5 separate regions of the Homo sapiens genome follow, and all the other regions are linked to region 3. A link is a loop called in an ENCODE intact Hi-C map of the cell type or tissue named here. Cell type or tissue: endothelial cell of umbilical vein. All regions are shown on one strand. Region 1 overlaps CYTH1 (cytohesin 1). Region 2 overlaps CYTH1 (cytohesin 1). Region 3 has its middle 15 kb from the start of DNAH17. Region 4 overlaps DNAH17 (dynein axonemal heavy chain 17). Region 5 has its middle 34 kb from the start of SCAT1.

Region 1 (5,000 bases), 88 kb before region 3:
GAGAAAACAAAGAGGGGGTAACCCTTGACAAAATAATTTTTTTAAACCTCCCCCAAACGATGGATGTGTTTCCAGGTTGGAAGGCTTACTGAATACCCTGCATGATGACTGAAAATGAATGCACGCCAAGGCTGCCTCCTTAGGGGGCCTCAGAACACTGAGGACACAGAGGACGGCAGTCGTGTGCAAAGCACCAGCAACCAGAACAGCTTTGTGTAGGGTGATATTGAATGCTGAAGGCAGGAATGCTGGGCTTCCCAGTCTTGGAGGAGGGTCACGTCCAGCCTAGACTGTTAGGCACAGCCAGATAGCAGCCAGGTGTGAGGGTCCAATAGAAACATTCTTAGCCAAGTGAGATTTCAGAAATGTTACCACCCACACACCCTTTCTCAGGATGCTGGTGGAGGACAAAGGCCTTGGCTGTAGGAAACCAGAGATCTTGAAACCTCTTGTTTCAAGAGAGGAGGGAAGAGTGCTCTGGAATGGAGAGTGCTGAGGTTAAGGATGAAGCAGTTTACCGAGTATCAAGGCAACCAGTCCAGACTGGAACAGGTTTCAGAGGCTCCAGGAAGGATTACTTCAAGAAATGAAAATTAATAGGATGCCTGATACAAATTAGCATTAGCAAGGAGATTTTGATAAGAGGTTAACCATTTGCAATTGGTTTTGGTGGTAAGGTCACAGAAATATAAATCAAAGGAACAACCCACTTCTCCACCCTCCATAATTTTGGTTCCAGTGGGGAAGGAAGCTTTTCAGGAAGGAAAAAATTAGGAAGTTCACTATATGGCACAGGTCGGAAGAGAAACGTGGTGTTAATGAAGACACTGTGTATAGCCCTACCTCAGATGACCAGATAGTTATTTTAGGAGGACGGGGAATATGAATATGCCCGGGTAAGAGGAGCTCAGTCCTCTTCTGTAGATAACATCTAAAATCAAGCAGTCAAAAGGCAGTTCTAATATGGTATTTTGGAGATGTGTGAGATACAGAGGTAAAGACCAAGCAGGTTGGCTTGAAGAAGTTGGAAATAGTTGCTAGCCAGGATGGGGAAATGGCTGAAAGACTCTTTTTCGCTTTTAGAGAACTCATAGAACTGGTTGGTTTTTTTTTTTTTTTTTTGAGACAGAGTCTTGCTCTGTCACCCAGGCTGGAGTGCAGTGGCGCTATCTGGGCCCACTGCAGGCTCCGTCTCCTGGGTTCACACCATTCTCCTGGCCAAATATAAAGACTTTAACAGTGCTAGGACTTGGCCATGGGTTGGCTGGATATCAGGGGACTGTGAAACTGCCGTCAGGCGTGTGCTGGAAGTGTCTGCGGTGCCGTGCCCTCTGTAGATGAGATGGGACTAGTTGGCGGGTGCAGCTCTGTTCTGGACAGGAGTCAAGGTGCCTTTGGAAATCCAGGTGGAGTTGTCAGGATGGCAGTGTCTCTGAGGATTGTACTGTCTGGCGGTGGGGCGATGGACAGAGGCAGTGAGTGGTTAATGGTCAGACCCACAGCTGCAGTCCCAGGCATCGGGGCGCTAGGGTGAAACTAGGAAAGGCTTCCTGGAGTTGTTGCCCCAGAACTGAGGCTTCAGAGGTGAGTGGGAGAGCCAGGCAAAGGGAAGAGGGAAAGGGGCCCGCACACTCCCTGCTTGAGGACCGTGCCCGGGTCACTGCCGGCCACACTCTCACGGTGTCTGTTGAATCTTCTGGTCTTTCTACTCGCGGAGGACTTAGCAGTTATATTGACAATCCTCAGACATTTTTGGTGTTATTCTTGTTTAGAATGTAAGGAGTTCCCTCAGGCTGATTTATGAACTTCATGTCCTGGGAGAAAGCAGGAAAGTTCGGCTGAGTCACCGGCGAGGAATCTGACAGTGTGTGTCCTTAAACTGTGATCTTAAACTTCCTCTCTTCAACTGTTCTGTAGGATAAGGAGCCCCGTGGAATCATCCCTTTAGAGAATCTGAGTATCCGGGAAGTGGAGGACTCCAAAAAACCAGTGAGTATTTTTGCTGAGATATTTTGAGGGGAGAAAGGGGATGGGCATTTCAAAGATTTTTTTTAAAAAACTCAAAACCAAAAAACTGAAAAGCGTGATCAGGCTTTTATTTAGTCTAATTTTTTATTATATTGTTCAAGCCAAAGATGAGACTCGAAATCACTTCTTCCTGTGCCGTCTGTCTGCTTTATCGTTTCACTTAGTGAATGTCACATGGGGTGTAGAAGTTGCCCCTCCTGCAATGGCAGCGGCAAGCACGCAGGAGTGGGCTATGTAGTTTATACCCTTGGGACACCTCCCGTTTAGTTTTCCTTTGTTTTGGGCTGTCAGGATGTTACTGGCTTGAAGTTAAAGTCGTGAGTCACCTGCAGTTCTCTCCGCATTTTACGTACATTGCAAGTGGGGCCAGCTTATATCAGGCCGGTGTGTTTGCAAACGAGACTGACTTCTATACAATTTACAGTCTCTAGAATTCCGCTTCTAGGCTTCACTTTTCCACAGGAAAATATGTATTCCTTGTATTTTGTGAAGGTCAGAAGAAAGGGGTTTTGGGGAAAGAAATCAGCATGTTTCTCAGTTAACAGCTTCCTTTGCTCCACTCTCTCCCTCTCTGTTTTGATTCTCAGAACTGCTTTGAGCTTTATATCCCCGACAATAAAGACCAAGTTATCAAGGCCTGCAAGACCGAGGCTGACGGGCGGGTGGTGGAGGGGAACCACACTGTTTACCGGATCTCAGCTCCGACGCCCGAGGAGAAGGAGGAGTGGATTAAGTGCATTAAGTAAGTGACTGCTGAGAAAGGGCAGTGCGCGCCTGGTGCAGCCCTCACCTCACCAGGTGTTGATCATCTTAGTGGTTAAACATGCCGCCCGCATCTCTTCTGTGCTCCAAGTTCTTAGGGAAGCTTCGTCCTGGTTCCCAGCTGACGGCTTCCCAGGAGGCCTTTGGATTCTTGGCTATTATAGCATATGTAAGAGAGCACGTCCCATCTGGGTTCCCCACGTGTCCTCATAGACCCAAAATAGGAAGAGGCGAGTGAGCTACCCACACAGATGCCATCTGCTCAACTGGTCTTTCTGTGTCTGACGAAGCCGCTCTCATTCTCATAGTGACAGCTCAGAGGAGATAGTAGTCATGTTCTGTAATTTGTGAATCCTGTGAGACACCATTTTCCTAGCTACAGATGAGGAAACTGAGGCCCATAGAGGTTAAGAAATTTGCTGGAAGTCACATACCGTGATCCAAGGTCCGGGAGGAGGGAGAAGCTTCCTCAGGGTTCCACAGCTAAGAAGTGGAGCTCCCAAGTCCAGGCCTCTGACTCCTACCTCTCGGCTCTGTTGGCTCCACTGGGCCACGCCATGTAAGGTCTATCACGGGGCTGGAAATTTCCTCATGTGACAAGTATCTGGAAACATGGCTTTCTAAAGTCAGTTGGCTTCTCTTGCTTAATGTTCTTCCCTGGGACTTGGTCTGCCTGGCTCTCCCTCCAGTCCCTGTGCGAGGGTCAGCAGTGAGCATTCTGACTTTGCCTTCTCTCAGTGATGCTTTCTCCTCCCTCCAGTCCCTGTGCGAGGGTCAGCAGTGAGCATTCTGACTTTGCCTTCTCTCAGTGATCCTTTCTCCTAAGAGCACAGCCTTGCCCTCTCCCTCCTGGTGCTTCATCCATGAGAGTTCACCTAGCTGTTTTCCTGAGAAAGACTCCTCAGCTGCCTGTGTGACTTCACCTGGAAGACAGGGAGAATGTGCCCACAGGTGACTGCGAAGGTCCCTGTAAGTCCTCTGTGTACTGTGTGACGGGCTTTCTCCCACCCAGGCTACAGCCCCGTTCCCGAGGGTGTGCAATATCCTCTAGCCTTTGTTTTATCTTTTGGTATTTCTACTCAGACCAGTGTAGGTTTTGGCCCAAGCTAAATACCTTAAAACTGACTGAAGATGGAGATGATGTGATGATGGAGGGAAAGGAATAGATGATTTATCCTCTCAAAAGTAATCTGAAAATTCATGCAATGAAAACAGACAGGAACCAGCTGGAGAGAGGATGGATTTGGCGCCAGGTCACGCTGCGCTGAGACTCCTCGCTCTGTCTCTCTGAGCGCAGTGCCTGGTAGGTGGGTAACCTACCTCTTCTGTGTGATAGAGGTCATTTCTGCCTCATGGGGCTCTTTTGAGGATTAAATGAGATTGTGTAGTGGGCATGGGGTTTGGCAGCTTCCCTGGCATGACAGCCATCATGGGAAGTGTGGCCCTGAGCGGGGGCCAGCCCACCCTCCATTGAGCAGACGCGGTGCCACGGTGTTTTCAGAGTCCCCTACCAGTAATGGCACCAGCCCTGTGTTCTGGGGAAGAAAACAGCAGTGTTGTGGGGGACCGGTATCCTTTTTTTTAACATACTGAAAAAAAAATTTATTGAATCATTATGAAATGTATTTTTTATATAAGATTTGAAGTAAGGGTTTAAGTTTGTTCTCATGAATGAATAGCTGATGGTCCGGACACCATTTATGGATTCATTGGCATCGCCCCCACTGACTTCATATGCTCTCCTTAGAGTGTACCCAGCTCCCCCACCACGCTTCATGCACCTGTTGCTCCACCGCGCCTCCCAGCGTGAGCGCCGCCCGCCCCTCCCCCTGTGGCATCGTGGTGTCCTTTGACTGTGCTGGCTGGCGAGTTCCCTGTCCTCCCTCACTGGTCTTTCAAAACAGTTTTGGCTGGTTTTGTACATGTGTCTTTCATATGGTTTTTACTTCTATAGTCAGAAAAACTAAGCATTTTTCAAAGTCACATTTAGAATCATTCAATCCTTTCATGAGCGTGAGTGCCAAGTTCTCCTGTGGGCTTGCTGGACTCCTCTGCTCTGTCCCGGAGCGGGCTGGCCTCAGCCTCGGGATCTGCAGACACCCCCTTTGGCACTCTGCAGGCACACTGTCCTCAAACCTTCTTGCACCCAGTGCGAGGTGGGACCATTAGGATTATCCCCATTTCACAGATGAGGGACACTGAGGCACAGC
Region 2 (5,000 bases), 120 kb before region 3:
GCTTTTCTAATGTAGCTAATTAACCCACTGTACACTTCACTGTAGTCTATTGTTTCTACCCTCTTGTGATTTTTATGAAATATTTGGGGAAAGTAACTGCTCTGTGAATGTAGTAGATTAAGTTTTAATGCCATGGGCAGAAGGAAAGTATGTGTATCCTAACTGTGCTCTCAAGCAGAGATGTTAATTCCAACTCTATGCTGTCTAGAAATATAATATGAGCCATAGATGCACTTTTATTTCATACTAGTTCCTTTGAGATCAATTAAAATAATACATTTCATTAAGTTATATCAATGTGCAATCAATATAAAATATTATTAAAAAGTCATTTTCCTTTGTTTTTATAGAAAGTCTGGTGTGTGTGTGTGTGTGTGTGTGTATATATATATATTATTTATTTATTTATTTATTTATTTATTTATTTATTTATTTGAGATGGAGTCTTGTACTGTCTCCCAGGCTGGAGGGCAATGGCGGGATCTCGGCTCACTGCAACCTCCACCTCCCGGGTTTACGCCATTCTCCTGCCTCAGCCTCCCGAGTAGCTGGGACTACAGGCACCTGCCACCACGCCCAGCTAATTTTTTGTATTTTTAGTAGTGACGGGGTTTCACCATGTTAGCCAGGATGGTCTCGGTCTCCTGACCTCGTGATCTGCCCGCCCCGGCCTCTCAAAGTGCTGGGATTACAGGCATGAGCCACTGTGCCCGGCCTCGGTGTATATTTTTTACCTACAGCACATCTCAAACTGGGTGGTGACATTTCAAGTGGTTAATGTCACGTGGGGCTCCTGGCCGCCATATTGTACAGTGCAGCTCAGGCTCACATAGGCACCCACTGAAGGATAGAAGGACCCTCAAACCACCCCTACCCTTGAGAGTGTGGGTGCCCTTTGCTGTGCCATGGAGGGAACAAGAGCCAACACTTCTGAGCTTCTGCTCAGCACCAGGCAGGGTTTGAGGCACTTTAATTACTCTACATCATCTTCACAGCAGCCTTATCAAGTGGGTGATGGTGGGACCACTTCATTGATGATGAAATGTGACCCAAGTGGGTTACATAACTTGTCTGAAGTGACCTAATTTGATATTTGGTAGATTGGAGCTAGGATTTGAACCTGGTTTGTTTGATTCTAATGCTTGTTCTTCTCATTTGCCCACATGGCTTCCCATAGCATGCTTGAAGGGTCATTTTAGAGGGTGTCTGTCCAAATCTCCTGTTGGTATAGGTGGGGGAGATTGAGCCATTGGAGGATGGCAGAAGTATTTTGTGGTGAGAGCTGTGATCTGGGAATTAAGTAACTTTCTTCTGATGATAAGAGCACATTGTAAAACATCGAAACAATGAAGAAAGGTATGAAGCAGAAAGAGAAAGTCCCATAGTCCCAGTTCCCAGAGTTAAGCACTGATTTTAGGTGTATATTCTAGACTTTTTTTATTTCTCAGTGCATACATAGTCTCTTTCTCCAAACCCCTCCCAGAGATGGCACAAAATTGTTCGTACACGTTGCTTTGCCTCTTGCCTCCCCTCCCCACCTCAGGGGGTCATGGACATCTTTCCATCTCGGAGACTCTGTTTTTGACCATGAGGGAGCTGAGGCCTAGAGAGATTAATTAAATGTCAGCCTGAAGTCTCCCAGCTGGAAGGGATGAAAATGGCCAGGCGCTCAGCTAATATTCATCCTTTTTCATTCATAGCCAACCTAATTTAACCTTCAGTAATCTCTTCTCTCTCGTTTTTCCTTCCAAGAGTTTCTCAGAGCTTTTCTGTGTGATTTAAGGGCCTTCCTTTCTTAGAAATCTGATAAGAATTGGAGCCATAACTATTTCTATCACTCAGTCATTTCTGAAACTGACTTCTAGTTTCTTTCTTGATATCTTTCTCCTTTTGTGGCCTCTGGATCTTCCTTGATTTTTGGCGAGATAAAAGCTTTCTTGTAACATTGCCCTCCATTTTTGTAGTTCCCAGTGACCTGACAGCAGAGGAGCGTCAAGAACTGGAGAACATCCGACGGAGAAAACAGGAGCTGCTGGCTGACATTCAGGTAGGAGAGTGGCATGGTGGTTTCACCAACGTAAGAACCACAGTGACAGTTCCATTTGTATGAAAGGGTGTCCTTTGCAGAGTGTCTCCTCAAGACACTTTTGACCTGCCCTCACTACAGCTCTGCACAAAGCGTAGGTGTTGATAATCAGTCACCTTTCCTCTACAGCTGAGGAGATGCAGTGTCAGAGAGGTTGAGTGGCTTGTCCAGGTTCACCCAGTTGGTCGGTTGTCGGAGCTGGAGATAGCCTGCAAGACTCCTGTCTCCTGAGTAGTCCTCTCTGCTGTGTTTGCCCTTGCGGAGCAGAGTGGATGAGGAGAGGCAATGAGAATGTGGGCTTCAGGCGAAGCTCGGCCCACGCCCTGGCTCTGGCTCTGCCGCTTACTGGCTGAATGATTTGAGACAAGAGAGTTCCGGTTCCTTGAACTTCAGTTTCTTCATCTGTCAGATCATGAAAACACCTGCTACACAGTTGGAAGGACTTAGCATGAAAGACAGCATAATTTCTGGTCCCTATAGATGTACTTAGTGATAGCAATTTTACAATTACAATTTTTCCAAGTTCCTTTTTGTAACTATCAAGCTTGTAGGAAATAAGTCTAGAAGCCAATAGTTGGATTATTTTCGCCCTAAGACAGCAAATGTTATTCTTTCAGAATTCTTCACAAGACATTAGGAGTGGGGTTAAGGAGGGAATCCTGTTGCCCAAAGTAGCAAAATGAGGAAAGACTTGACTTTCTCTGGAGTTGATTTAAGTATATTTTGATAGTTCTCCCTGATCCTTTGATTTCTGCTTCACTGGTAGATCGTGAGAAAGCTAAGCAGCTCTCCACTTAAGCCCCACTTCCCCGTGAGAGCCCATCCATTCTGACCAACAGTGTGCTGGAATGAGGAGGGTGGGTGCGGATGCACAGCCGATTTGATCAGACATTCCCTTTGCCAGCCGCTTGGTGGCATTGTTGCCCTGGCACAGCTACTGCAGGCTCTGCAGCCTGGGCTTTGGGTAGGAGACTTTGTCCTCTGAATTTTCTGGCATGCTTGTGTTTAGTAAGCTGCAGACTTGTTCTGAAAGATTGTGATGAGGCAGCCAGGTTTTGTTTTTCACACAGCATATATGCTTATAAACTTTCCTAGACCGTAAACTCCTTGAGGTCAGAGGCTGTATTCTTTTCTACCTTGGTGTTTTCTGGAATGCTTACTGTTTGGTAGGCACTCAATAAATATTTCTGAAACATGAATTTTCCTAATTTACTTTTTGCATTTTTGTCATATTTTGTTTCATTTTGCTTTATTTTGTTTTTGGTTGGAGGGAGTTATGTGAGATTTTAGAAGTTTTAATTTGATCTGCATCTGCCTTTCCTGCTGACTCTGGACTGTCTGTTTTATAGAGGCTGAAGGATGAGATAGCAGAAGTAGCTAATGAAATTGAAAACCTGGGATCCACAGAGGAAAGGTGAGTCTGCCCTGCTGCCAGGTGGCTTCTGTGGTTGTAATTCCTTAAAGCACCCAGGCCTTAATTATGCTTACGTGGCACATTGAAGGAAAAAGTCAGCTTTGTGTCTTTCTAATTCTAGCAAGCACATACACACCCATAATGTCTGCCTTCCATCCTTCACCGCAAGGCCTCCTGAACATAGGAGCTTCTTCCAGTGTTTAAAAAATTGAACTGGAGGCCGGGCGCGGTGGCTCACGGCTGTAATCCCAGCACTTTGGGAGGCCGAGGCAGGTGGATCACGAGGTCAAGAGATCGAGACCATCCTGGCCAACATGGTGAAACCCTGTCTCTACTCAAAATACAAAAATTAGACGGGTGTGGTGGTGCACACCTGTAGTCCCAGCTACTCGGGAGGCTGAGGCAGGAGAATTGCTTGAACCCGGGAGGTGGAGGTTGCAGTGAGCTGAGATCGCGCCACTGCACTCCAGCCTGGTGACAGAGCGAGACTCCGTCTCAAAAAAAAAAAAAAAAATTGAACTGGAGAACTTCAAAGGTCCCAGAAAGCCTTAAACTGCTCCTAAATTTTTATGTGAATTACTCCCCTCTGTTGTCCACTGTCGGTGTGCATTTTAAAGTTTCTGTTTTTCCTTTGTGTAAAGGAAAAGCTTAATGAATGCTGCTGATACGATTTCAAAGGGCTGGAGTGTCCAGTCATGTCTGAGGATAATCGTGAGCTTATTTGCACCTTCCTAATGCTTAAGGGAAGAAAATGTAGAAATGCGATGATAGTATAAAAGGACAAGGACTCTGCTTTTTTTTTTCCTTTTATTTTCATGAAATGTTAGTGACTTTGAGAGTTTAGTTTTGAATGGGGTTCCCAGACCGTTTTCTGACTGCTTAATGCAATAAATGAGCTGTTTCCAATTCACTACATGTCTGTATTTTTCTAAGCCTAAGTCTTCCTGTCTGGCTTCGTAGGACTGTTTGATTTGTTGTTTTAGACTCCTGTGGGCAGTGCCTTCAGGGTATAGTGAGGCTGAGTCCTCCACAGAAGGCAGCCAGCTCACCACGGCCAGTCTCTGTATTGTCCATTTGGTATTTTGGATTAGTTTCCCCTCTTTCCATTTTAAACACTCGTAGCTTAAATGAAACGGATACGTTGGACTTCATAAAAATTTAAAACTTCCGCTTTTGTAAAAGATAAAACTATTAAAAACTATTAAAAGAAATGAACAGGCAACAGATTAGAAGTAAATATTTGTAACAAATATATCTGAAAAAGGACTTGTATCTAGAATATATGATAGAAAGGCAGCCCAAATAAGAAAATGGGCAAAAAACTTGGACACTTTACAAAAGAAGCCATATGTGTAGTAGACACATGAAAAATGCTTAACATCATTAGTTGTAGGGGATGTAATTTAAAACCACCATGAAACGGTACTTCACATCCCCTATGATGGCTAGAATTAAAAAGACTGATGGTACCTCATGTTGGCAAGTGCTAGTGAGAATAAA
Region 3 (5,000 bases):
AGACCAGCCTAGGCAACATAGCGAGACTCTGTCTCTTAAAAAAAAGGTATCCCAGTTTGTGTAACAGATTCTGTGATTACCTTTTCCGTGTAATAGGCACTCTCAGAAAATATCTTCTGAATTGAATGGAATAATTTGGAACATAACGAAGTAATAGTTTTGCTAAAATGTTTAAAGTGTTGAACTGTTTTTCAGGTTGACTTTGGAAAGCCCTTGGCCAAGAGGAGAGGTCCATTCAGATGATGGGGGAGCTTAGAATTGTATTTTTGGTTTACAGTGCATTTTAGGGAGACCAAAGTTACAGGCAAAGACATAAATCAGTACATGGAGCGTATACATTGGTTCAGCCTAAAGTGGTGGGATACCTTGAAGTGGGAGTTGGAGGGCTTACAGGTCACAGGAAGATTCAAAGATTTTCCAATTGGCAATTGGTTGAAAGAGTTAAGCTTTGGCTAAAGTCTTGAGGTCAGTAGAAAGAAATGCTTGAGTTAAGATAAGGGGGGTTGTGGAGACCAAGGTTCTTGTTGTATAGATGAAATCTCCAGGTAACAGCCTTCAGAGGAAATAGGTGGTCAATGTCTCTTTTCAGACCTTAAACGTGTCAGACTCTTAGTATTTCCTAGATCTGGGAAAGACCTGGCTGCATTAATGGTGCTTTTCTACAGAATGCAAATTTCCCTCACAAAAGACAGCTTTGTAGGGCCGTTTCAACATATGTCACGCCAGTAATCCCAGCACCTTGGGAGGCCTAGGCGGGCGGATCATCTGAGGTCAGGAGTTCGAGACAAGCCTGGCCAACATGGTGAAACCCCGTCTCTACTAAAAATACAAAAATTAGCTGGGTGTGGTGGTGGGCGCCTGTCATCCCAACTACTCGAGAGGCTGAGGCAGGAGAATCATCTGAACCCAGGAGGCGGAGGTTGCAGTGAGCTGAGATGTGCCACTGCACTCCAGCTTGGGCAACAGAGCGAGACCCTGTCTCCAAAAAAAAGAAAAAAATATATTGTGGGGTAAAATATTTTGATTTCCTTCAGGGTCTGCCATCTGTCATGTGATACTACACCAGGGCCAAGTTGGAACATGGTATCTCATTGCCACAGGAGTCTCTTCTGCCAGACTTCTGATCTCTTTTCTAACCTTAGTGCTGGTCATCTGTGCCTAAACTCCAAAAGAGAGGGGATAGAGACCATCCTGACTAACATGGTGAAACCCCGTCTCTACTAAAAATACAAAAAAGTAGCCAGGTGTGGTGGAGGGCGCCTGTAATCCCAGCTACTCAGGAGGCTGAGGCAGGAGAATCGCTTGAACCTGTGAGGTGGAGGGTGCAGTGAGCCAAGATCGCGCCACTGTACTCCAGCCTGGGCAACAGAGCGAGACTCCGTCTCAAAAAAAAAAAAAAAAAAAAAAACAGAAACAAAAAAAACAAAGAGAAAGAGAGAGAGGGGATATAAGCAGGTATGCCTCACCTCCCTGGGAGATCGGGCTGGGAATTCAATTTTTCAGGTGACTATGTGGTCAACTTGGCCAAGAGGGGGTTCATTCAGTTGGTGGTGAGGCTCAGGATTTTATTTTTCATTTTTAATAATTATTCTATAATCTACAACCAGATATACTCTTATACCCAAGCTTTAATATAATTTTACACCTACTAAACCCCCACTACCTGTATATAAACTGTAAATTAAAACACTATTTCAAAACAGTCCGACAAACCCCCTCTAAAAGACTTCTCCCAGGCTGTGGTCGGTCTCTAGTCCTCAATAAAACTTCTAAATAAAACTAACTTTGAAATCGTAAAAAATAATTTTTTTCCTTCCTCAACATACTTTAGCACTAGCCAGGCAAGACAAGAAAGGCAGTAAGGACTGTTGCGATTCCTCGTTCCCATCTATAATTTTTTTTTTTTTTTTTTTTTTTTGAGAGAGAGTCTCCCTCTGTCACCCAGGCTGGAGTGCAGTGGTGTGATCTCAGCTCACTGCAATCTCCGCCTCCTGGGTTCAAGCGATTCTCCTGCCTCAGCCTCCCCAGTAGCTGGGATTACAGGCGCATGCACGCCCGGCTAATTTTTGTATTCTTAGTAGAGACGGGGTTTCACCATGTTGGCCAGGCTGGTCTCAAGCTCCTGACCTCAAGTGATCCACCTGCCTCGGCCTCCCAAAGTGCTGGGATTACAGGCGTGAGCCACCGCGCCCTGCCCCCATCTGTATTTTTAATAGAGATGGGGTTTCACCACGTTTGCCAGGCTGGTCTCAACTCCTCCTAGTTCCCTATTGCTTAAGAAGCCTTCAGGGAGGGAGGCCAGACTGCACGGAAACGCGCCTTGGGTAATTAATTCCCAAAGCTGGGTTGCGCCATCCACCGCGGTGCTTGACGCGGGGTCAGGAGGCGGCTTCCGGAGGCCAGCTAGTCTCTGCAGCGCGGATAATCTTCCCTCCCCACCGCAGGAGTCTGGTGCTCCTCAGAGATGAGCCCTGTCACAGTGGAATAAATGTCCTTGGGGTAGATTTCGAGACAGACAGACGTGAGTCAAACCACAGGCAGGAAATTTCATTTCCAGACTGCGCTCAAATTCTTTTTTCCTGACTCATGACATTCAAAACACATTTCATTTTACAGACCAAGCTGAGCGCCCTTCGGCCAGAGGCCCCGACCCCAGGGCCATGTGGTTCACTCCCTTCCTTCCCTTCAAGTTCAGAGTTAAACTTGAGAGCTTCCTGCAAACAGGACCAAAGGTCAACAGAAGCGCGGGGCAGGAAGGGGAGGGTGCTCTCTGAATGGGGGAAGCCCAGTGCCTTGCCGCTTTTTGACATCATTTGGACTCAGATATTTAACTTACAGCACTTGATTTTCATCATAGAGTTTTTTTTTTCCCAATATATTATAAACCAAGTCACTGAGGAAGAGATTATTCTATAATACAGTTTAGGGTTTAAAAAAATATATTCCAGGGCCGGGCACAGTGGCTCACGCCTGTAATCCCAGCACTTTGGGAGGCCAAGGCAGGTGGATTACCTGAGGTCAGGAGTTCGAGACCAGCCTGGCCAACATGGTGAAACCCCCCCCCCGTCTCTACAAAAAATACAAAATTAGCTGGGTGTGGTGGTGCACACCTGTAATTCCAGTTACTCTGGAGGCTGAGGCAGGAGAATCACCTGAACCCGGCAGGCGGAGATTGCAGTGAGCCGAGATTGTACCATTGCACTCCAGCCTGCACAAGAGTGAAACTCTGTCTCAAAAAAAATAAATAAATAAAATATATATATATATATATATATATATATATTCCAAAGAAAAGGGGTCTTTGTCCCTTTAAGGAAAGAAATTTGGTATTTCCAGATGTCTGGTAGAAGTTGAGCTACAACATGCTGGAAGCCCGGGGAGGGACCATTGACCTCCTAGAGCCCAGCCTGTCCTTGAATCCCCACCCAGCGAAGATGTGAAGTGAGCTGGGGCAAGGGGCATGATGAGCGGACGGACGGCCCGGAAAAGCCCAGGTAGGCGCCGGGCACTCCCTCTCTCCCTGCAGCAGCAGGAGGCACAGGCTGCAGGGTCACAGCCAGGGTCTCTCCTGCTAGGGAAACAGTCACCGTGAGCGAGCCCAGCCACCATGGCAGAGGTGACAGGTACTCCCGAGTTCTGAGCGCTCCTCTATCGTTCTGCTGTGCGCCTGGCTGCTCACCGGAAAGCATTTGTCTCTGAGTCCAATCCGCCCTGATTTCTCATTTGTTTGGTTGGTGATGGTTCTGCTGAAATAGACCCAGAGCAGCAAGGGTCACTTCTGAGGAGCGTGGACCCATGGAGCAAAGATTCCCCGCCCTGTGTGTACTTGGACCCAAACAGGTGCTTTGAAAGCCTCCACGCTTGGCCCCGACCCTCCAGTGCCCTTAATTCTCAAAGCGTCCCAGGTGATTCTGCCCGTGGCTAAGCAGAGAACCTCAGCCTTAAGTTACACCTGCCACTCAGGTAACCCGTGGGGCTTGTTGAAGGCAACTCAGGCCTCAGGTGTGAATGACCATAAAGCAGGGAAGGCTGGGCGTGGGGGTTCATACCTGCGCGCCGAGAACTTCGGGAGGCCGAGACAGGAGGATTGTCTGAGACCAGGAGCTTGAGACCAGCCTGGGCAACAACGTGAGTCTTACTTTTTTGTCTCTACAAAAAATAAAATTAGCCAGGCGTGGTGGCAAGGGCCTGTAGTCTCAGCTACTCGGGAAGCTGAGATGGGAGGATTGCTTGAGTCAAGGCCAGCCTGGGCAATATAGAAATACCCTTTCTTTCAAAAAATTAAAAAATAAAAAAAGCCAGGCATGGTTGTGTGCCCCTGTAGTCCCAGCTACTCAGGAGCTGAGGTGGGAGGTTGGTTTGAGCCCCAGATGTCAAGATTGCAGCGAGGTATGATTGTGCCACTGCACTCCAGCCTGGGCAGACAGCAAGACCCCTAAAATAGGGAAACACTGAAAGCCTTTTTAACAAGGATAACTGGCTACTTTCAGTGAATTTGCTTAAAACAGAAACCAAAATTTTACTCTAAATCAGTGACTCTCAAACCTTAGCCTGCATCAGAGTCCATTGGGGGCTTGTGAAATACAGATTGCTGCCCCACAATCTGGGGTGGCCCCGGGCTCTGTGATCCCAACGAGAATCCAGCTGATGCAGAGGCTGTTGGCCCAGGGGCCCCACTCTGAGAACCTCCGCTCTAAGTGGAGTGGCGGTGGGGGGGGGTGGGGAATAAAAATGAAAATTATAGAAGACTTGTGTTATCTAATTAATAAAAATGCAGGTTGCAGGTGCTGTCAGTTCTCAGCATAATCACAGCATGACCGAGCAGAGAGGAAGGGCAGGGAGGGGCGGCCCCATGCCTGCGGGCCGGACTGCCTTCTCAGCACGCGTCAGATGGACCGATGCCACCTGAAGGTGCTTGCGGTGGACACAGAATGTGCGGATGGGGAGATGGCAGGAGGGACAGGGCTTGGCGATGCTGACATCACAGGCAGCCCATGTGA
Region 4 (5,000 bases), 96 kb after region 3:
GAGGCCCCTGCAGCGCCCGCCCTCCCTGTCACCCTCCCAGCTCTTCCTTTCTCCATCTCGCCCTTTCCAGTCCTGTGGAAATATCTACAAGGGCCTGGCCCAGACGGGAGCCTGGGGCTGCTTTGACGAGTTTAATCGCATCTCAGTGGAAGTCTTGTCTGTGATTGCCGTGCAGGTAAAGTCCCCTGCCTGCGGCCTCGGGGTCACGTCGGGTGACTGGCTCGTCAGCTTTCCTGTGACCTCACACGCCAGATAGACCCTCCTTGCCTCTCTGCAACGTTCCAAGCACCGAAGGGTGGTGTGGTGCCATTGAGCTCTTGCCCTCCAGGGTCCCAAAGCCTGGTTAGGCAAACACATTGAAAACAGAATCAGATTACAGGTTACATGTATGGTAGCAAACGTGTAACAAAATACAGGTGGGAGAATAATTAATTTTGCTTAGGAAAGAAAGACAAAGTGCTTTGTTATTGGTATCAGCGGAGCTGGGCATAGGAGGTGCTGAAAGGGAATGGCAGGAAAGAAAGAAAGGAGGGGGAGAGGGAGGAAGAGGAGGAGGGAGGAAATGCGCCCGTGTGTTTTGGGAACAACCATGCCGGGGCACAGAGCGTGCAGCGGAGTGGCTGGGGCGACCTGGGTGCAGGGACTTCGGATTGGGGAGCAGCCTGGGCCAGCGCCCCACCCCCACTGATGCTTGTTAAAATCTCCAGCGTGGGCCCCACTTGTTAGGAGGAGCATTTCTGCATTTTAAACAAATGCCTCAGGTGATCCTGACGCATGCTGGGGGTTGAGAAGCACTGGGCTGTCTAAGGTAAGTGGAGGCCGACCTAGCGGCCTGGGACAATTGTGCTCTTCCAAAAGGAAATGCAAGTCAGGGCGTTGGCGGTGTCAAGGTCCTCCCACCACAGGATAGACCAGGAGCATGTGGGGTGTGGACGTGCAAATGCCTCCTGGGCTGCTTAAGCCCCACAACCTGGGTGGAGAGCCTGCTTTATTTATTTATTTATTTATTTATTTATTTATTTATTTATGTTTTGTTTTTTTGAGACGGAGTTTTACTCTTGTTGCCCAGGCTGGAGTGCAATGGCACAGTCTCGGTTCACTGAACCTCCGCCTCCCGGGTTTAAGCAATTCTCCTGCCTCAGCCTCCCGAGTAGCTGGGATTGCAGGCGTGCACCACCACGCCCGGCTAATTTTGTATTTTTAGTAGAGATGGGGTTTCTCCGTGTTGGTCAGGTTGGTCTTGAACTCCTGACCTCAGGTGATCCACCCACCTCGGCCTCCCAAACTGCTGGGATTACAGGCGTGAGCCGTTGTGCCCGGCTGAGAGCCTGCTTTATACACCAACTTAACCCCTGACTCTCGGCTTGGCAGTGATGTGGACTCCCTCTGCCTCCACCTTCTAACCTGTAAGGCGGTGTTGGTGACACAGGTCTGCCAGCAGGATTAGAGGTGCCTGGGGTGGCTGCTTCCTCCTCTCCTTATGCTCCCTCTGCCTCAGTCATTCCCCAGCCCCAGGGCTGGAGGCCCCATGACCAAGAGAATGGGGACCCCAAACCATGGGCAGTGCTGGCTGTTACCGTGGGGACCCTCTCCCTTGCCCCCAGCACAGGAGCAGAGCTGCTGAGCACCTCCGACGTCCATGAACAAACCCCAGAATATTTATATAGCCCCTACTCTGGGCACTGAATGTTCACGGGCTCCAATGGAGACCACAGGAGAGGCTTGGCCTAGCTGGAAGCGGTGCTGTTCCGAAAGGCCCCAGTCCTGCCAGGGGACAAGCTGCACGCTCAGCAGACTGGGCATGGGGGTGTCTGGGATCACCAGGGCACCAGGACTTGGCTGTCCTGGGGAAGACAGGGAAAGGCAGGTGCTGGGAGCAGCTTTACCGCGAGTATTGGGCCCCCTCAAGTGGTGACTTGGAGAGACACAGCTGTCTTCTGCAGGTTTCCAGAGGAGACCTCAAGCAGGCAACGGCCCCTGATGCTCTAGGTTTAACCTCGTAGCTGACAGTTGGCCTTCAAGACTGTCTGATACGGAGGTGGCCGCTAACCAGTCCTCTGACAGGTCATTGCCAGAGTAGTAACAGGACAGAAAAGGGCTGGGAGTGGAACCCAACTCAGCAGGGACAAGGTGTTGAAATACTTACTGGTTCCTGCAACAGCCTGGGTGCATCTCCAGAGAATTCTGCTGAGTGATAAAAGTCCATCTGGGGGCCGGGCGTGGTGGCTCACGCCTGTAATCCCAGTACTTTGGGAGGCCGAGGCGGGCGGATCACGAGGTCAGGAGATCGAGACCATCCTTGCTAGCATGGTGAAACCCTGTCTCTACTAAAAAATACAAAAAATTAGCCGGGCGTGGTGGCGGGCGCCTGTAGTCCCAGCTACTCGGGAGGCTGAGGCAGGAGAATGGGGCGAACCCAGGAGGTGGAGGTTGTAGTGAGCCGAGACCACACCACTGCACTCCAGCCTGGGCAACAGAGTGACACTCAGTCTTAAAAAAAAAAAAAAAAAAAAAAAGTCCATCTGGGAAGATCGTGTATGATACAATTCCACTTATATAACATCCATGAAATGACCAAATCACAGAAAAAAAGGACATGGTTGCCAGGGGTCAAACGGAGGGAAGGGGGCAAGAGGGAAGGGGTGTGGCTATAAGAGGGCTGTCACCCCATGGTGACAGCAATGCTGGCCTCAGTGTCGCGCCCACCCTCCCCCCGCCCACCACCCCCGCTGTGACTGGTACTGTTATTAGGCAAGATGTTCCCATCAGGCTACATGGGGCAGAGAGTACACAGAATTGCCTTTGTATTTTTTTTTCTTCCCCCCAATCACTGTCTTTTGTATTTTTTATTGAGACAGGGTCTTGCTATGTTGCCTAGGCTGGGCTCAAATCATCCTCCAGCCTCAGCCTCCCAAAGTGCTGGGATTACAGGTGTGAGCCACTGTGCCTGGCCCTCTGTATTATTTCCTACATGGCATGCAAATCTACAACTTTCTCAAAAATAAAAGGCTTAATTTAAAAAATAAACTAGGAGGTTTGAATTTGCAGGCGCAAATTCGCAGCCTCATGCTTTAACATATGTGAAGGCCTCTCTGGTGTGTGGAAGCTGGCCATTTCCATGCTAACATGTCTGTGTCACCAACCGTGCAGGTAAAATGTGTCCAGGATGCAATTCGGGCCAAGAAAAAAGCATTCAATTTCCTGGGAGAGATCATAGGCCTCATTCCCACCGTCGGTATCTTCATCACCATGAACCCTGGGTACGCCGGACGCGCGGAGCTGCCTGAGAACCTAAAAGCCTTATTCAGGTACGTGGCCCAGGTGAAAGTGAGTGGCTGCAGTGAGCCAGGCCGGCCACAGCAACGTCCCAGTGCCAAGGAGTGGGCAGAGGGGAGGGGCAGAGGGCAAGCTGGGGAGGGAAGAAGTCATCAAAAGCTCCCAAGATGGCCGGGCACAGTAACTCACTTCTGTAATGTCAGCACTTTGGGCGGCTGAGGAGGGTGGATCACCTGAGGTCAGGAGTTCAAGACCAGCCCGGTCAAGATGGTGAAACCCCGTCCCTACTAAAAATACAAAAATTAGCTCGGTGTGGTGGTGCATGCCTGTAATCACAGCTACTCAGGAGGCTGAGGCAGGAGAATCGCTTGAACCTGGGAGGCGGAGGTTGCAGTGAGCCGGGATGGCACCATTGCACTCCAGCCTGGGCAACAAGAACAAAACTCTGTCTCAAAAAAAAAAAAAAAAACACTCCCAGGATGAGGCAGGCGAGGGCCTCCTTAGAAAGCACTCTGTCTTCCCCTGGGTGGGAGGACCGCACCTGGGACACAGTGATGGAAAGCAGGGTTGGGGGGTTGGGGTGGCTCTCAGAGGAGGGGCCCTGAAGGTGCACCCAGTGGATGATGTGGGAGGAGGAGGGAAGTAGGGAGCAGGCGGGCTGGGAGCCCGGCTCCAGGACCGAAGGTTCAACACTCTGCTGTGGTCTACCTGGCAGTCGAGGTGTGCTCTCCTAGGTGAAGAGGGACAGGCAGGGGTGTAGGTTGGGGAGGGAGTGGGCAGAAGCCCACAGGCACCGCTGACCTCCCCAGGCCCTGTGCCATGGTCGTCCCCGACTTCGAACTGATATGTGAGATCATGCTCATGGCCGAGGGCTTTCTGGAAGCCCGCCTTCTGGCCAGGAAGTTCATCACCCTGTACACCTTGTGCAAGGAGCTGCTCTCGAAGCAGGTGTGTGTGTCCTGGAGCTCACGGCGGGTGTGGGTGGGAGTTTGAGATGCGGGCAGCAGCCAGGGTTGGCTTCCAGACCTGCCTGCTGGCCACAGGAAGGTGAGCTCACGTCTGCCCACCTGTGCCCACTGCCCGCAGGATCATTACGACTGGGGCCTGAGAGCCATCAAGTCTGTGCTGGTGGTGGCCGGCTCCCTGAAGAGGGGCGACCCCAGCCGGGCAGAGGACCAGGTGCTCATGCGGGCGCTGAGAGACTTCAACATCCCCAAGATTGTGACAGACGACCTGCCCGTATTCATGGGACTGATCGGGGACCTCTTCCCGGCTCTGGACGTGCCTCGGAAACGGGACCTGAATTTTGAAAAGGTCGGGACTCCTGGGTCTCAGGTCTGTCCGGAGAAGCCTGCCTGGCTGGGGCTTCCTTCCCACTGATGTTGGACGGGTGGAGACCCGTGTCACACACGCACGTTTCCCGATGCTACAAAGAGACCTCTGAGCCACAGCTGCCTCCGTGGCCCTGGCCAGCCCCACCCTGTCAGTGCTGGGGGAGGTCACTCTCTCAACTGAGGCTGGGGGGGCTTCAGGCAAACCGACCCCCTGCATGAGGTCGCGGTGGAGCTATGTCAACTCTCGGCATTGACAGCAGAACTTGCAGACGCACGTGCATCGGAGGGCAAGGGCGCCTTTATCATCTCCCCCACGGGGCAGGAAGCCCCCCAGCCTCCCAGCGAGAAGAAAGAAAAGCTGCTTCAGTTCCTCACCCAGCCTCATCCATG
Region 5 (5,000 bases), 74 kb before region 3:
TCTGCAGAAAGATGAGTGACCACCTACTGGTCACATGTGGCTTCCCAATGGTCCACCTGGGGAAGGGCTTGTGGTTCATGGCCTCAGTAAAACTTGTTTAGTCCTAAACGGGTCATGTTAAGAATTCCTTTGTTATTTTTCATGCTTTAAGGCCCAGGAAAGGCCTGGGCAAAACTCTTGGCAGGCTTTTGTTACATCCCAGCCTTTGTATAAGGGGGCCAGCTCTCTCAGCTTTTATTTTTGTTTTAATTTTTTTTGAGATGGAGTCTCACTCTGTCGCCAGGCTGGAGCGCAGTGGCATGATCTTGGCTCACTGCAACCTCCACCTCCCGGGTTCAAGTGATTCTCCTGCCTCAGCCTCCCAAGTAGCTGGGAATACAGGTACGTGGCACCATGCCCAGCTAATTTTTGTATTTTTAGTACAGACGGGGTTTCAGCATGTTGGCCAGGGTGGTCTCGATCTCTTGACCTCGTGAACCGCCCGCCTCGGCCTTCTAAGTGCTAGGATTACAGGCGTGAGCCACCGTGCCCGGCCGGCTTTTAATATTTAACTTCACCACGTGGTCAGTGCTGAAACAGTTGTTATGGAGGCCTGCGTTAGTGAGCCTGGCCTGCCACAAACCCACAAACATCTACCAGTGTGATCTACACCGTTAACAGAATGAAGGAGAAAACGGGGTGATCATCTCCATCGATGCAGGAAAAGCATTGGACGAAATGAAACTCCACCAGGAAATACACCCAACGGGGCAGGCGCAGAAGGAACCCTTTCAACACAAGCAAGGCCTACTGCGGGACACACTTGAGACAGTATCGTCCCCTCCTTCCCAGGCCCCAAAGAAGGACTGGGGCAAGTCCAGCCTGGTGAGTAGCAGAGTTGATGGGGACCCGCACACAGGGCACTGCCGGACAGCAGCAGGACAGCTCGAGAGATCCACGCCGCCCCCATCTCTAGGCTGCTTTTACGCTGATTTTCTGGCTCTTTGCCTACTGTGTGTGTGTGCCATGGGACTTTTCCTTGGCGGGTTCTCAGATCCTCTCTGGGCTGTGTGGGTTCTCAGGGACACCTACTCCTTGGCTGGGCACCGTGGCGTGGACTCACCATGTGGCCTTCAGGGTTCAGGCAGCAGACATATGCCCTTAAGTAACCTGGTGGAGGACCTGTCACAGTACAAGGCCATCTATGAAAACACCACAGCCAACCTCATACTCAACGGAGAGAGATTGGAAGCTTTTCCTCTAAGATCAGGATCAAGACAAGGATGCCTGCTTTTGCCACTTCTCCTCAACATGGTCCTGGATGTTCTAGCCAGGGCAATTAGGCAAGAAAAAGAAGGTCTCCAAGTTGGAAAGGAAAAAGTAAAATGATCTCTGTTTGCCATGCCATGATTTTACATATACACACACACACACACACACACACACACACACACATATATACACACACACACCCCCACACACACACCCCCCACACACACATATATATATGTAAAACCCTAAAGATTCTACACACACACAAAAAAACGGGGAGGTAATAAGTGGATTTGGCAAAGCTGCAGGATACAAACTCCACGCATGAAGCGGTGGCCTGGGGGGAGGAGCTTTGGCCACCCCTCCCAAGCCCACCCTCTGAGGTTCTTGGGAAGTGTTTCTCTGCCTCCATGTCAAAAGGTCCTGCTCACGTCCTGCCCTGGGTGGGGCAGGGAGCCCCAGTGCTCGGGGCCTCCCCAGGATGTTTGGGTTCTCAGGGACACCTGCTCTTGGCTGTGCTCTGTGTCCACACCCAAACGCATCTTGTAGCTCCCATAATTCCCACGTGTTGTGGAAGGGACCCGGTGGGAAATGACTGAAGTGTGGGGACGGGTCTTCCCCGTGCTATTCTCATGATAATGAATGGGTCTCACCAGATCTGATGGTTTTAAAAAATGGGAGTTTCCCTGCGCAAGCTCTCTCTTTGCCTGCCGCCATCCACGTAAGGTGTGACTTGCTCCTCCTTGCCTTCTGCCATGAAGGTGAGGCCTCTCCAGCCACGTGGAACTGTGAGTCCAATTAAACCTCTTTCTTTTGTAAATGCCCAGCCTCAGGTATGTTTTTACCAGCAGAGTGAAAAGGAATGAATACAGCTGGGCAACATGGCCTGGGCTAACCACCTGGCCTTCAGGGTTCAGGCAGCAGACATACACCCCTAAGTAACCTGGCCCTGGGGCCCGGCTGCCCTGGGGCCACACATACTCTCTGCGTTGCTCAACCAACAATGAGTCCTTGAGGGCTGTCTCTGGCAGCTCCGGCCTGAGTGCAGCAGCGAGCTGCTGGCGCTAATCAAGGCACCAGCCTGTCTCTCCACCCTCACTCCCAGACCAGCGGCCAGTGTCACATCTAGAGGATCAAGCTCAACCTCCCCTCCATGGTGACACTTGACACCACCCCAAATGTGCTCCCAGCTATCCCACCGCAGCCTCCTGCTGACCGAAATCAAGACTGTTGAGGCAGAAATAATATTCTTCCTTTTTTTTTTCCCAATGTTTTTTCTTTTTTGACTGCTCTGGCAGAGCAGGGTTACCCCATAGGCAGAGAGTAGCTGAGGCAGAAATACTGTGATCTGGTTTACTGGAAACCGGAAGTGAGGATGAACCCCGGCAGACATGCCAACAAAGGTGGGCGTGTCCTGGGGCCTGCTCCAAGCTGGAAGCCTTTTAGAGGAGAGTGTAGAGGGGGACTCCTCACATTGGAGCTGTCCTTTTCACTGGACGGTACAATACAGAGGTTACAGTCACTGACTGCAGATGACAACATACAGGCTAAAATGTCTGTGAGCAAGACAGTCAGTAAAACTTCCTGGTTTCAGAATCCATCCTTGTCCTTTTTGATGTCTGTGGACTGCACACTAATCAGAATGTCAACAGCCTGAGGAAGTCGTGATAAGATTCTCTACTGAGGGACAGGATGCCGCCAGGAACCACAAGAGCTTCCCCGCCCGGGCAGGTTCATTTGGAAACCCCTTTGCCTTTAAAGTAAACTGCCACATGTGACCCGATAGGTTATCAGCACGCCACAGGGACGGCTTTGAGGAATAATTATTCAGAATGATGCCTTTTTTCTTTTCTCCTTTTAAATCTCCTTGCGAGGTCTGGTCGAGATTTAGCTTCCATGGCTGTTGATACTTGAAGGGAATCAAGCCTTCCCACCAGGCTGGTGCAGGATGAGATGCTGGGCCCCGGCAGGTGCCAGCCCTCTTCTAACACCCATTCTCTAACTCAGTCCTCATAGCAGCCCCGAGATGAAAGCAGTGCTGCTAGGGCTCATTGCTACCACGATCACAGCCGCCCGCAGCTCTCCCCAGCCCCTTCCCTGCCCAGTGGCACCTCATGACTTATTCCTCTGTCTCCCTGTCCCAGGATGTAAAATCAGTGAGGGCAGGAGCTTTTTTTCACACCTATATTCCCTGTACTTGGAACGGTGCCTGATAGATAGTAGGTGCTCAGTACGTATTTGTTGAATAAATGACAATGTCATGAATGAATGCACGAATGATAAAGACAGGAAAACCGAGGTTCAGAGACATTTAGAAACGTACGTATCCAGGGGCTCGCAGAAACAGGGAAGTCAGAATTGGGCCCCAGGTCAGCCGGATCCCCAAACCCACCCTGTTTCCAGTGTCCAGGTTTCTCCACCACAGATTCAGAGATGGGAACTAAGTTGACATCATTGTTGGACCTGTTCCAAATGTCTTGAACTTCTGAGCTAACAAATAATTATTGGAGCAATTGAAGCTGAGGGTGGATTTCATGTTTCCCGGTTCATGCCCTGTGTGATTTAACACGTCTGACGGCTGCAGCGTCGGAACTATCCGCCATGAGCTAGAGGTGCCCCTTGCGTAGCCTTGTCCCTGGTGCCTTGGACACCACGGACAGCCACGAACACCCAGAGAGGATCTGGTCTCCCGCCCCGGGACCACAGTAGGCTCCACACTGGTTTCCCTCCAGCCAGTTTCCCATGGTGTTGCCTGGTCTTTTCAGGGCTCAGATAATGTGATTGTGTCCCACCAGCCACCTCCTGGAAACCCCTCAAAACACCTTCCTGACAATGGGGTAGCCCCAAACTCCTTAGAGGGGGAGACTGCACCTCCCAGGCTGGAGTCCCTTTTGGCCTCCCCATTCCATCTCCTGCAGCCTCCCCCGACAGCCCTGCTCCAGCCATGGGACTGAGGGGACCTGGAATGCTGCTGCCTTAGCCCTGCTCATTCCCAGCCATGGGTCTCGCCCACCCCTCTCCCAGCCAGGTGAGCGCCTGCTCATTCTTCAAAGCGCCTTCTCATTTATTGGTGGAACACTGCTCTAGTGCACACCAGCCCCGTGGGTACAGAGATAAGGACGGCCCGTGGGAGGGTTCGAGGGGCTTTACACCGTCCACAGGCAGACAAGCGTGCATGTATGTGGATGATGGCCGCCTCAGGGAATCACCCGGGGCCTTAGGAACCCAGCCTAGGGCCCTCCATCCTAAGCTGGGGCTGGGTGGCAAAGAGAGACGCCAGGAGGGCTCCTGGAGGAGGAATTCCCCTAAAACCGGGACCCCAGCTTCCTTCACCCGAGAGCCCCCCGATGTCATCAGCTTTGTTCAGGTGCTTGTGTGACGCAATGCTATTAACTCACACCGAACCGAATCCACTCACACCTGTCAGGTATTCGCCCATTCATGCTGATGATGTCTTAGAGCAGCGCCCCCGCCCCATGCTTGTGCTACTGGTTTCTGAACTCTGCACGCTGCCTTGTTCAAGGGTAACTTGTGTGTGTCTGCTCCATAGCATCTGGTGCACCCTTTCGGTCACAGGAAAAGGGGTGGAGACCACTAAGTTCTCACATTGTGCTGGGCACCGTCGGTGACAGCAGACATCACACATCACAGCCCGAGCCCATTGGCCTCACTCAAGGTGCAGACAAATTAGCCCCCTGTTCAGGGCCCAAGGGATACCATGGAGACTTGAGGGGGCACCTTCCTGAAAT

What was found. A loop is a pair of places that touch in the nucleus more often than their neighbours do. Peaks named below come from ENCODE experiments on the same cell type or tissue, not always from the same donor. Only the 100,000 strongest peaks of a DNase experiment are listed, where the experiment ranks them.
Region 1: it touches region 3 in a loop (9-fold over the local background); 3 of 110 quality-filtered maps call a loop at or near these places.
Region 2: it touches region 3 in a loop (4-fold over the local background); 7 of 110 quality-filtered maps call a loop at or near these places.
Region 4: a loop joins it to region 3, with 2.8 times the contacts of the local background. A loop is called at or near these places in 21 of 110 quality-filtered maps.
Region 5: it touches region 3 in a loop (10-fold over the local background); 4 of 110 quality-filtered maps call a loop at or near these places.

Annotation. Positions count from the first base shown.
Region 1 is chr17:78,677,960-78,682,959 of GRCh38, reverse strand. CYTH1 (cytohesin 1) reads left to right here. Exons shown (of 14, transcript NM_004762.6): 12 at 1,918-1,989; 13 at 2,616-2,770. Among named protein-coding and RNA genes, the nearest start is that of SCAT1, 48 kb to the right of the region's middle. In endothelial cell of umbilical vein, no CTCF peak of the experiment used is centred here; no DNase peak of the experiment used is centred here; H3K27ac peaks cover 1,426 bases.
Region 2 is chr17:78,706,697-78,711,696 of GRCh38, reverse strand. CYTH1 (cytohesin 1) reads left to right here. Exons shown (of 14, transcript NM_004762.6): 2 at 1,965-2,047; 3 at 3,436-3,500. Among named protein-coding and RNA genes, the nearest start is that of CYTH1, 73 kb to the left of the region's middle. In endothelial cell of umbilical vein, a CTCF peak has its summit at 2,997; DNase peaks (open chromatin) are centred at 3,066 and 4,466; H3K27ac peaks cover 855 bases.
Region 3 is chr17:78,589,993-78,594,992 of GRCh38, reverse strand. No RefSeq gene overlaps it. Among named protein-coding and RNA genes, the nearest start is that of DNAH17, 15 kb to the right of the region's middle. In endothelial cell of umbilical vein, no CTCF peak of the experiment used is centred here; a DNase peak (open chromatin) is centred at 2,552; H3K27ac peaks cover 1,725 bases.
Region 4 is chr17:78,494,183-78,499,182 of GRCh38, reverse strand. DNAH17 (dynein axonemal heavy chain 17) reads left to right here. Exons shown (of 81, transcript NM_173628.4): 37 at 71-175; 38 at 3,151-3,308; 39 at 4,086-4,224; 40 at 4,363-4,590. DNAH17-AS1 (DNAH17 antisense RNA 1) reads right to left here. Exons shown (of 6, transcript NR_102401.1): 4 at 4,986-5,000; 5 at 2,147-2,327; 6 at 1-339. Among named protein-coding and RNA genes, the nearest start is that of DNAH17-AS1, 12 kb to the right of the region's middle. RefSeq lists enhancers at 696-1,244, 1,245-1,793, 4,934-5,000. In endothelial cell of umbilical vein, a CTCF peak has its summit at 1,910; a DNase peak (open chromatin) is centred at 1,902.
Region 5 is chr17:78,664,034-78,669,033 of GRCh38, reverse strand. No RefSeq gene overlaps it. Among named protein-coding and RNA genes, the nearest start is that of SCAT1, 34 kb to the right of the region's middle. RefSeq lists enhancers at 309-918, 919-1,529, 1,530-2,140, 2,141-2,752. In endothelial cell of umbilical vein, no CTCF peak of the experiment used is centred here; DNase peaks (open chromatin) are centred at 2,903 and 3,733; H3K27ac peaks cover 1,974 bases.